3 separate regions of the Homo sapiens genome follow, and all the other regions are linked to region 2. Evidence: read pairs that join two places in POLR2A ChIA-PET (ENCODE). Cell type or tissue: K562. All regions are shown on one strand. Region 1 overlaps FUBP3 (far upstream element binding protein 3). Region 2 has its middle 48 kb from the start of FUBP3. Region 3 overlaps FUBP3 (far upstream element binding protein 3).

Evidence for each region. Peaks named below come from ENCODE experiments on the same cell type or tissue, not always from the same donor. Only the 100,000 strongest peaks of a DNase experiment are listed, where the experiment ranks them.
Region 1: POLR2A ChIA-PET joins it to region 2 with 7 read pairs; 5 of 35 experiments call an interaction of 5 or more read pairs at or near these places.
Region 3: POLR2A ChIA-PET joins it to region 2 with 6 read pairs; 5 of 35 experiments call an interaction of 5 or more read pairs at or near these places.

Annotation. Positions count from the first base shown.
Region 1 is chr9:130,606,817-130,610,816 of GRCh38, reverse strand. FUBP3 (far upstream element binding protein 3) reads right to left here. Exons shown (of 19, transcript NM_003934.2): 3 at 830-863. Among named protein-coding and RNA genes, the nearest start is that of MIR6856, 17 kb to the left of the region's middle. In K562, no CTCF peak of the experiment used is centred here; no DNase peak of the experiment used is centred here.
Region 2 is chr9:130,530,020-130,534,019 of GRCh38, reverse strand. No RefSeq gene overlaps it. Among named protein-coding and RNA genes, the nearest start is that of FUBP3, 48 kb to the left of the region's middle. In K562, no CTCF peak of the experiment used is centred here; a DNase peak (open chromatin) is centred at 2,169.
Region 3 is chr9:130,598,603-130,602,602 of GRCh38, reverse strand. The region is part of intron 2 of FUBP3 (far upstream element binding protein 3); the gene reads right to left. Among named protein-coding and RNA genes, the nearest start is that of FUBP3, 21 kb to the right of the region's middle. In K562, no CTCF peak of the experiment used is centred here; no DNase peak of the experiment used is centred here.

The DNA of each region.
Region 1 (4,000 bases), 77 kb before region 2:
AACTTTTGTTTAACTGATGACCGGTGATTTCTAGAAACTCCCAAACACCTAGGCAGAATACAAGATGACAGAATTGTTTTGCTGATAGAAGGTTAAGGATATGTTACAGCAACAGATACATAGCACAAAATTCATCCTTCCAGAAGAGAAACTGTGGCAGTTTCTTGTATATTTTTCCCTGTTTGAAGGGCGATACACTATGACCACACATACCCCATCTTACAGATTGGCCTTTGTAAAACTCAGGGCTCTTTCTGTATCTCTCTAAATCTTCTACGTTTGACAGAAGGCTATGAGGGGACACAGAAACAGAGAATTAGCTGGGCTGAGGCTCTCTGGCAAGTCCCTACCACTTCGGAAGGATGGAACCCTGGCTTCTGGCCTCCTCACCACGCACTAGCCACCCACCCATACTCCCTGGGCACCCAAAGCATTCTCTTGTGAGTGTCTGACCCTCACACTTCGAGGTGTCTCTTCTCAGGTGAAGGGGTTAAGGATTAATAAAATACTGGCAACACCACAAAACCAGGTGGGAAAATCTCATTCTCTCCTTTTAAATTAAATGTACATTGGTAGAAAGAGCAACTCCAATCTTCTACAAGTATTTTAAGTTACTGCAATAATGGCTGATTTTTAATGCCTTGTATTAGTTTATCCCTGAGCTGACACTATCTTAGAAATGGCTAGCAAAAAACTCGAGTCTTAAAGAAGCCTAACCCATGCTTTTTCACATTCTCAACCTCTGACTTTCTAGCACTCTAGTACAGATGGTGGATCAATAAACAATTAGAAATGATCAATAAATAATAAAACGTAACCCACTGCTTACCTTTGATGTACCAAGGCCCCTAACTGGTTACCTACTGTGGCAAAGAGAAAGAGAAAAAAAAAATCAAAGCATTAGCACGGATAAACTAACTTCATCCTTACCATTCTTACCATTTCGGGTGGGGTGGAAAAGAAAGGCAGAAAGAAAGCAAACAGTAATTTAGGCTCAGTGGCTGAAATGAATGCGTTATATGATATGAAACAGGAGGGGACATCTTGATCAACACAGTCTGTAACCCAGTGTCCAGCTGAACACAGGATAAGAAATTGATCTGTGTGTCCACATGCTGTGAGGCCTGGGAGAAAATCCTGCTAGCCTAAATCCCTCTAACTTCCTACCTCCCTCCTGCTCTGGATCCAAACTCAATGTAAAGATGGAAAGAGATCCTTCTTTCTCTTTTAAAAACAAATGAGAAGATTTACCCTCCTTGGATGCATTGTTAAGGACTGCTCCACAGCAGCTGTAGTCATGAGGAACACGCACATATGCTCCTCCTGGCCACGGGGGAGGAGACGCCCCCTGGTGCCCCCCTCGCCGGCCCCCCCACCCCCAAGACCATAAGCATCTGAAGGAGAGGATCCAGCCTCCTACCTCCACAGGCCTCGTCACGGACCCACCAGAGCAGTCCATGTGCAGCGGACACTAAGAATGAGCAACTGCCTTTCAAGCCCATTTCACAAAGACAACGGTGCCAAACAGCCTCTTATTATTAAAACCAACTCTGTAATCACATTCCCACAAAACCACTTTAGCTACACTTTTTGTTCCAGTTTCTCCTCTTTCAGCTATTGATGAGTGTCTCTCCTTCACCAGCCATCAGCAAAAATGATTCTGTAGTGTTTCTCTTTTGGAAAATGCAGCTCAGGAAACACAGTCAGCAGACAATGAAAAAATACAAATCCTAAACATATCACAAAGAACCAAATGCACCTTACAACATGCTAAAAAGGGCATTCAGAAATACGTCTTTGGGGAAAGTTATTCTAAGGACATGAGCTAAGTCGCAAAGGATCGATTACACCCACTTGAGGACAGAGAATGAAATGGTTTGACAATTGAACTCCATCTGAATCAGAACAGGGAGCCAACTGCTCTGCTTGTGCTCAAACTCACTGCTGTCATTCTCCGACTGGACAGTAAAGAGACAAAGGAAAAAAAGCAGACCGTGACATTTAAAAAGAAGAAAAAGCAAAGCAAAACAATGCTAGCAAAAAGCAAACGAAGCTACTAAGTCAATACCATATTTCTTCTGGATCAATAACAAGATAATGGTCTACAGCCAAAATATTGACACTAGACACTATTAATCTGCTTATCTCAGGGATAAGAGAATTGTTTTTTACTGACTCTTAAAATTTTCTCTTTGCCTATCTGTTTGAATATAACAAACATTCTTGCTTGGAACAGGTAGTGTTCACAACTCCCATTCTGCATGAAAACTGGACAATCACCAGGTCAGGAAAGAAATCCTCACCACAGACTCAGCCCCTGAATAATGTTGGGGCTGAGACATTCCTGAGGGAGGTATGTTGGCCACATAGGGCAGTGGGGAGGAAAAGAAACACACCAAAGGAGAATGTCAACGACAGAGTACCTGTGAGCTTGGTTAGCTGTTCCTATTTATGGGTCAAGCTCAGCTTCCCTGATTGCTATCAGAATTCCCCTCTTAGTGGGTAAAGAATCTACTGAAGCCAGAAGAACTAAAATGTCTTGAAATGATGAGAACACAGAGGAGAGGTGCTCAGCATTCCTCAGCTGGGGGAATGAGGCCGCACCGTGGGTTCTGGTCCACTGCGTTGTTTGGTAAAGGATGTCAAAGGGCCGATGATCTTCAGAAATTTCTGTCTCAGCCAGAAAAGCCACAGAAACAAAGGGCAGTGCTACCATAAAGAACTTCCTGAGATTCACAAGAATATTCAGAGGGCTCCTGTTCAAAAGCCATTTGAAATTTTGTGCTCATCACAAAAATGGCAATTCCTTTTTGTTGGCAAAGTATGTGTTACAGGTGCCACGCACATGACACCATTCCTGCCAGCCACGGTGGAGGCACTCATAATGACCAGAGATGAAAATGTTCACACTATCATCCCACAGATAGATGGGCTGCTGAGAGCCGCATCACTGAGAGGAAATCAGGTTCAAGTCCAGAGTCAACTCTGAGCTGGCAGATGCTTAGGAAGGATAAATCATCTCCCTCCTCCATGCAAATGCTGGAGTCCACCCAAGGCTGAAACATGTGATTGCAGTTTCATTCCCTTCGGAACATTCCCATTTGCTGCCTAAAAATGAAAACCAGCAGTTAGATCAGGGGCGCTGGGTACTCATATGGCCAACTTCTATGTCCAACTCCAGGAACAGGAACCTCTCCTCAGTCTTCGCAATGAGGAGGGGTCACACTAAGGAGGCAGATGGGAACACCTATCATATTCAATTGAATGGAACTACACTCATTTTCCTGTAAAAAAGGAAAAATGCTGGGTAAAATCAGTCCTGTTTCCACTAATGGTGTGTGCTGGTTGACAATGCATCTTCTTGCTTCTAAAGGTCCCGTTGGAGCAATTCCAGCATATACAGGTGTAGTTCTCGTTTCCCTTGTGCACTATATAATACGAACTGCCTGGGCTGTGAGTCATCCTACGATATCATAAATTCTTTCTGAAGAGTAATACTCTGCCAATTTTAATAATAATCTTAAAAAAAAAAAAAAAGGAGGTCAGGTCAGGTGCTGTCACTCATGCCTGTAATCCCAGCACTTTGGGAGGCCAAGGCAGGCAGATAACTTGAGGCCAGGAGTTCGAGACCTGCCTGGCCAACATGGCAAAACCCTGTCTCTAGTAAAAAAAAAAAAAATACACAAATTAGCTGGGTGTGGTGGTGCACATCTGTAATCCCAGCTACTCGGGAGGCTGATGCACAATGAACCGGGGAGGTGGAAGTTGCAGGGAGCTGGGATCGTGTCATTGCACTCCAGCCTGGGTGACAGAGCAGAACAATCTTAAAAATCAATCAATCAAACAAACAATAACACAAAAAAAGGTGATCAGACACATTTTTCCCTATTAGTGAAGAAAAAAAGATTTCATTTTTTTTTTCTCCTCCAAAAGAAACAAAACTGCACTGGGAAATACATGCAACTTTGCAATACACATCAGCTTTTTTTTTTTCCTGAGA
Region 2 (4,000 bases):
CCAGTTAATTTTTGTATTTTTAGTAGAGACGGGGTTTCACCATGTTGGCCAGGATGGTCTCAATCTCTTGACCTCGTGATCTGCCTGCCTCGGCCTCCCAAAGTATTGGGATTACAGGCTTGAGCCACCGCACCCGGCCACCCTGTTTCTACTAAAAATATGAAAAAAAAATTAGCGGTGTATGGTGGCACACGCCTGTAATCCCAGGTACTCAGGAGGGTGAGGCAGGAGAATCTCTTGAACCCGGGAAGTGGAGGTTGCTGTAAGCCGAGATGGCGCCACTGCATTCCAGCCTGGGCGACAGAGCAAGACTCCGTCTAAAAAAAAAAAAGGAAGGTTCTGAGGTGGGAAGGGACCCCTGAGGGGCAGGAGGGACCACAGCCAGGGCCAGTGAGGCCACAAGAGGCTGGGCGCAGGAGTGAGACCAAGAGAGGTCTCTGTTCTGCAAGTCGTAGTCACAAGCATTGGTGGTCCCAAAGGCCATCCTTGCTCGGATAGGGGAGAAAGATGCTCTTTTAAAAAAAAAAATTTGTTTTAACCAAAGGCAAGTCTTTCATTGAACTTCTTGCACCCCTCATCCACCCCCACCCAGCCCCAGTGCTGGCTCTTCCCCATTGTCCATCCCTGCAGCACCTGTTCAGGGGCTGGAGGACAGGAGGGACACACATAGCGGGAAGAAGGAGCAAGAGACAGAGACAAACCTTGTGCAGCAGACGGGGCAGACCACTGGGCAATGGGGGGCACCTGGGAAAGACGCGTGTCTCCTTCATGGCTCCCCTCGGGAAAGGAGTGGAGAATGCTTTCAACATGGAGAATGCCTTCTCCCCCTCCAGTAAAAGGTATGTCTTTTTGGGGTTTTCTCATTGCAATGGTAATGCACACCTGCTGTAAGAAAAAGCCAAGCGTCTATTAACTGGTTTTCAAAAGGAGAAAAAAGGAAAAGCCAAGTGTCTCGGAAATCAACAGGCCAGAACTTTGGAGCCCTCCTGGCTCCTGTCTTCCTCCCACCCCCAGGTCCAGTTGATGGGCTCCACCTTTGGAGTGGCTTCCGCTCTGACACTGACAGCCACCTCCACCCTCGGCTCTGACCCGAGCCCCCACCACAGATCTAACAGGCTCTTCACTCAGCAGCCAGCGGGGCCCTTTATCAATGGCAGGGCAGGGCACTCCTCTGCCCAAACCATTTGGTGTCTTCACTTTGCTTGGAGCAAAAGCCAAACCCTCCTCTCAGCCCTCAGGGACCTGTGTGATCCGCTCCCACCCTTTCCTCTGCCATCCCGCCTCTTTTCCCCCAGGGGGTCTTCAAGGATCTGGTCCCACACTGCACTCACAGCAGCTGCTCTCTGGAAAGCCTCAAGTCGTCTTGTCCTGAGTGTGTGCCCCCCAGGCCATAGTCAAAGACTTGCTTAGAAACCCAGCCTGAGGCTGGGCATGCTGGCTCATGCCTGTAATCCTACCACTTTGGTAGGCCAAGGTGGGCGGATTGCCTGAGCTCAGGCGTTTGAATCCAGACTGGCCAGCATAACAAAACCCTATCTCTACTAAAAATCCAAAAATTAGCCAGGTTTGGCACATGCCTATAGTCCCAGCTTCTTGGGAGGCTGAGGCAGGAGAATCGCCTGAACCTGGGAGGCGGAGGTTGCAGTGAGCTGGGATGGTGCCACTGCATTCCAGCCTGGGTGACAGAGCAAGACTCTGTCTCAAAAAAAAAAAAAAAAAAAAAAAAAAAAAAGATCCAGGTATGGTGGCTCACATCTGTAATCCTAGCACGTTAGGAGGCCGAGGTGGGTGGATCACCTGAGGTTGGGAGTTCGAGACCAGCTTGACTAGCATGGAGAAGCCCCGTCTTTATTAAAAATTACAAAATTAGCTGAATGTGGTGGCACATACCTGTAATCCCAGCTACTCGGGAGGCTGAGGCAGGAGAATTGCTTGTATCCTGGAGGTGGAGGTTACGGTGAGCCGAGATCGCGCCATTGCACTCCAGCCTGGGCAACAAGAGCGAAACTCTGTCTCAAAAAAAAAAAAAAAAAAAAGAAAGAAAGAAAGAAAGAAAGGAAAAAAAAAAAGAAACCCAGCCCTGGCATCATCCTTTCCTCCAGCCCTGCAGACCCTGCGGCCTCAGTAGCTCCGTGTCCTTATCTCTGCCTCCCAGCTCAGCAGGATGACTGCAGCTTGGATCCCTGCTCTCTGGTCTGTGGCTGGGAAATTGGCCCCAGGCAGAGATCTGGTGATTGTGGGGCTCACTTCATGGGTTTCCCTTCTCTCAGGGATTGTGGTCTTGCACAGTCTGAATCTATGGTCTTGCACCGAACAGAGTAGCCTCATAGATTCCATCAAGGGCTAGTTGTATACCCACTACTCCTCCGTGGCCTGTAGCAGATGTTTGCTATTAGCTTTATTTACTTATTTTTATAAAAATTTTTATTTTGGAATTATTTTTATTATTATTTGTTCTGTACAGACAGGGTCTCCCTCTGTTGACCAAGCTGGCCTTGAACTCCTGGCCTCAAGTGATCTTCCAACCTTGGCTCCTAAAGTGCTGGGATTACAGATGTGAGCCACCACGCCTGGGCCCAGAATAATTTTAGCTTTATAGAAAAGTTGCAAGGATAGTGCCGAGAGCCCCTGTATACTCATCATTCACTTTCTTCTACAGTTAACATCTTCTATAACCATGGCCCATTTGTCAAAACTAAGAAATTAACATGGGTGCAATATTACTAATTAAACTACAGACTTTGATTTCATCAGTTTTTTCATTAATGTCTTTGGATTGTCTAAAATCTGATCCAGAATCCCACGTGCTAGCAGCTCTATTTCAATAGCCAGAAACTGGGAGCAACCCAAATATCTGTCAACAGAAGTTGTGAAATAAATCGTGGTGCATTCCCATAATGAAATATGATGCAGGCCGGGCGCGGCGGCTCATGCCTGTGATCCCAGCACTTTGGGAGGCCTAGGCGGGCGGGTCATTTGAGATCAGGAGTTTGAGACTAGCCTGGTCAACATGGTAAAACCCCATCTTTACCAAAAATACAAAAATTAGCCGGGCATGGTGGCTGTGCCTGTAATCCCAGATACTCAGGAGGCTGAGGCAGAAGAATCGCTTGAACCCGGGAGGCAGAGGTTGCAGTGAGCTGAGATCGCACCACAGCACTCCAGCCTGGGTGACAGAGCGAGACTCCATCTCAAAAAAAAAAAAAGAAAAAAGAAAAAAGATAAAAGGAGTCTGACACAATTAATTAATGAATTCGTAAGTTTTTAGTAAATGATTAATTTTTAATTGGGGTTGAAGAGGTTAGAATTGTCATTACCATTTGTGGCAGACAGACCCTAAAGTGACCCCTGTAATTTTTGTTTAAAAGAATGGAGTCTTGCTATGTTGCCCAGGCTGGTCTTGAACTCCTGGGCTCAAGAGATCCTCCCGCCTCAGCCTCCCAAGTAGCTAGGACTGTAGGCATGAGCCACCATCCCTGGCTGACTCCCACTGATTTTTAACCTTTGGTATGTACACTCTTTGTAACCCCTCCTTTTGACTGTGGGTGGGACTAGGGATGTGCTTTTGGCTGAGATGATAAAGCTGAAGGAGTTTTGCAGGTGTAATTTAGATCTCAAGGCAGTTCATTTTGAGTTCATTGAAAGGGTTAGGCTGGACTTAATTAGGTAAAACCTTAAGTCTGGGCCCAGTGGCTCACGCCTGTAATCCCAGCACTTTGGGAGGCTGAGGTGGGTGAATCACTTGAGTCCAGGAGTTTGAGACCAGCCTGGACAACATGGCGAAACCCCATCTCTACCAAAATACAAAAATTAGTCTGGCGTGGTGGTGCATGCCTGTAATCCCAGCTACTTGGGAGGCTGAGGTGGGAGGATCCCTTGAGCCCTGGAGACTAAGATTGCAGTGAGCTGAGATCACGCCACTGCACTCCAGCCTGGGTGACAGAGCGAGACTCCATCTCAAAGAAAATGAAACAAACAAAAAAAGCTGAAGAGAGACTTG
Region 3 (4,000 bases), 69 kb before region 2:
CTTCTGAGATTCACTTCCCTCTTTCCAGAGTGGAGACTGGTGGCCTCAGCACCTGCCTGGGGTGCAGGTCACAGGCAGGGGTCCGGGCATCATGGCTCTCACCACCGCTAGCACTTGTACCTCCTATCTCCTGTCTCTCCTTGAGGTCTGGGATTTTCAAACGTCTTTTCCTCCCTCCTGTCTTCCTTTTCTGTCCTTGCCCTATGCCACAAGTACTGAAACAAAGCTTGGAAAGGATCACAGAAATAGTCTATTTCACTCTTCCTGCAAATAATTCATTTGACAGAACGCCCAAGAATTCGTCCTTTACCCCGTAAGAATACAGCAGTTCCCCCTCATCCATGAGGGATATGTTCCAAGACCCCTGGTAGGTGGCTGAAGCCATGGAGAGTACCGAACCCTGTATACGCTACATTTTTTCCTATACATTGGTGAGTGGGTAGTGTATACAGTGTGGATACACATGCTACTCAGAATGGTGTACAATTTAAAAATTAGGAATTGGCTGGGTGCGGTGGCTCACGCCTGTAATCCCAGCCCTCTGGGAGGCCGAGGCAGGTGGATCACGAGGTCAGGAGTTCAAGACCAGCCTGGCCAACATGGTGAAACCCCATCTCTACTAAAAATACAAAAATTAGCTAGTTGTGGTGGCGCACGCCTGTAATCCCAGCTAATTGGGAGGCTGAGGCAGGAGAATCACTTGAACCTGGGAGGCAGAGGTTGCAGTGAGCCAAGATCGCACCACTACACTCCAGCCTGGGTGACAGAGCAAGACTCCATCTCAAAAAAAAAAAAAAAAAATTAGGAATTATTTCTAAAATTTCCATTTAATAATTTCGGCAGTGGTTGACCGTGGGTAACTGAAACCGTGGAAAACGAAGTCATGAATAAATGGGGAACAACTGTATTATCAAAAGTAGAAAGTGTGGTACTATAAAAGGTGCTGTTCTTCAGCAGGTCATGAAGTAAAAAGAATAAAAAGGACAAAAAAAAAGGTGCTACATAAATAGCAAAGACGAGTCTTTGAGTGAAGAGGCAGGCATAGTTTCAAAGCCCCTTGCATGGCCTTACCCCCGCCACCCCAGTGGTGAGGACAGTGCTGTACTCTCCTGAAGTCCTGGTTTTGGTGCCACCCACTACACAGAATGCAGGGGGAGTATGAGGCCTGCTTAGTTCAACTAAAAAAGCTCCTAAAAATGCTCCTGAGGAAGAAAACTGGAAAGGCTTTGATCTTTGATCAGGAGAGATACAGAGGGACAAATGGGAAGTGACTTCTCTGTCTGTCCATCAGCTCTGGGCAAACATGAGAAAGCACTTGTTTCAGGTGGTTAGGGCAGTTGGACAGTGAACCATGAGACGGGAGACTTGTTTAAAGAAACTGGGGGAGGGGTACTCTCTATATACTTCCCTAACTAAAGATGAAGAAAATGTTTTCATCAACTGATGAGGCTGATTTTAGTTGAGGGCTGGCAAATTAAGCTTGAGGGCCAGCTGCCTGTTTCGGTGAAATATCTTATTGGCTCACAGCCATGCTCTTTGTTTATGTAGATGCTACAGCTGTTTTTGAACTCCAATAGCGTAGCTTAGTAGGTGGGATACATAGCCTGCAAGCTTAAATTTATTTTTGTTTGTTCTGAGATCACTATGTCACCCAAGCGGAGTGCAGTGGTGCGATCACTGCTTACTGTGGTCTTGACCTCCCAGGCTCAGGCAATCCTCCCACCTCAGCCTCCTGAGTAGCTGGGGCTGCAGGCATGCACCACCACACCCAGCTAATCTTCTTTCATTTTTTTGTAGAGATGGGGTCTTGCTATATTGCCCAGGCTGGTCTCAAACTCCTGGACGCAAGCAATCCTCCCACCTCGGCCTCCCAAAGTGCTGGGATTATAGGCATAAGCCACCATGCCTGGCCCCTAAAATGCTTACTATCAGGTCCTTTATAAAAAAGCTTGTTGCCAGGTGCAGTGCAGTCCCAGCTACCCAGGAGGCTGAGGTGGGAGGATCACCTGAGCCTGGGGGATAGAGGCTGCAGTGAACCATGACTGCCCCACTGCACTCCAGCCTCAGCAAGAGTGAGACCCTGTCTTTAAAAAAAAGAAAGAAAAGCTTGCCAACCTCTAATTTAGATTACATTTAAATTCGCACTTCTAAATCACTTAGCTAATACTATTGTCTTAAATTTGGAACTTACTTTTCCCAAAATTTAAAAATGCAAATCGTAGGAAACACGGGAGAACTTGAGCATGAAAAACATGGGAGAACTTGAGCATGAAGAGTCCATGGGAAATGAAGCCAGTCTTTATGGCCACATCACGTAGGCTCTGCTAGGAGAGGTGCACAGCGGGACCCAGTAACCGCGGAAGGAAGGTCTGCCCTGAGCAGAGGGCAAATACACTGCTTTAGAAATTCAGAGAAGGATATGACTTAATATTCACTGGTCAGGTGGGTGTGTGAAAAAGGGAAAAGAGGGGGAAAGAGGGAGGGAGGGAGGGAGGGAGGGAGGAAGGAAGGAAAAGGTAGAGAGAAGACCAAGAGGCTAGGTGGCATGTGGGCTGAGCCCCGAAGAAAGTCAAAAGATAAGGAAGAGGACAGGTTTCTAGGAAGAAGTTGGCTGAGCAGGAGTTGGGCAGGTTAAGAGCTGGGTGAGGGGAGAGAGGAGACAGGCAGCCAGGCTGCTACACAGGAGGAGCACAGGAGGTGCACGGGAGGAGCCAAGCGGGAGGGCAGGCAATGGCCAGGTTGCAAGATCTGCACCTCCCTGGTTACTGGAGGAATGAAACTGGTTGGACTGACTGCAGGGAGAGGCTCCAGTTGAAACATGAGAGAAGTACTGGATGAAAAAGGTGCCACAACTGAGACCAGAAGGCAGATTCCTGAACTGGTGGGGTGCCAAGGATGCATATCAAAGACTGCTGGAACATGTGGGTATCAAGATTGAAGACAGTGAAGGTTAAAATGGCCTGATCCAAAGCTGGAGGGCGGTGGAGTGACTGGTGACTGCTCTTCCCACGGACAGGCATTCAGGCAAGCTTTCAAACTGAGCTCTAAATTCTGCTCTGGGTTCTAAGCAGACTCATGAACAGCGTTCTGACAAGTGGCTCAAAACTGCCACTCTCTGAAACACAACTAACCCAAATCCCTTTCTATATCAGGAACAAATCCTTTCCCTTGTTCCACTGCCTAGCATATTAAAAAAAACTTTACATATATATATATATACACACACACACACACACACACACATATACTTATATATATGTGTATATATGTGTGTATATATGTGTATCTATATATGTATATATGTATTTTTTGAGATGGAGTCTCACTCTGTTGCCCAGGCTGGAGTGCAGTGGTGCGATCTTGGCTCACTGCAACCTCCGTCTCCCAGGTTCAAGTGATTCTCCTGCCTCAGCCTCCCAAGCAGCTGGGACTACAGGCGCGTGCCATGACATCCAGCTAATTTTTTGTATTTTTAGTAGAGACGGGGTTTCACCGTGTCAGCCAGGATGGTCTCAATCTCCTGACCTCGTGATTTGCCTGCCTTGGCCTCCCAAAGTGCTGGGATTACAGGCGTGAGCCACAGTGCCCGGCCTTATTTATTTTTCGGAAATACGGTTTTGCTATGTTGCCCAGGCTGGCCTCGAATGTCTGGGCTCAAGCTTTCCCACCACCTCAGCCTCCTGGGTAGCTGGGATTACAGGTGTGAGCCACCATGCTGGGCATCTCTAGGAATTCTAAGAGGAGATGGCCACTGTTTTTAGATGTGGGAGCCTTTGGGGGAAAATTCTTTAGACTCACACTGAAGATTTTAAGGGGATGGCACTCACTTGATTGTAAAAATTCGTGTGTATTTACAAAGTGTTTATGACCACAAAACAGAAAATCCACCCCAGGGCCACTGGAACTAAGATAACCATTTAAACTACTTATCCAAAATAGTACGCTGTGATCTTTTTATATTTGACTGGTGTTAGTGATTCCCTAGGCCAAATAGGGATGA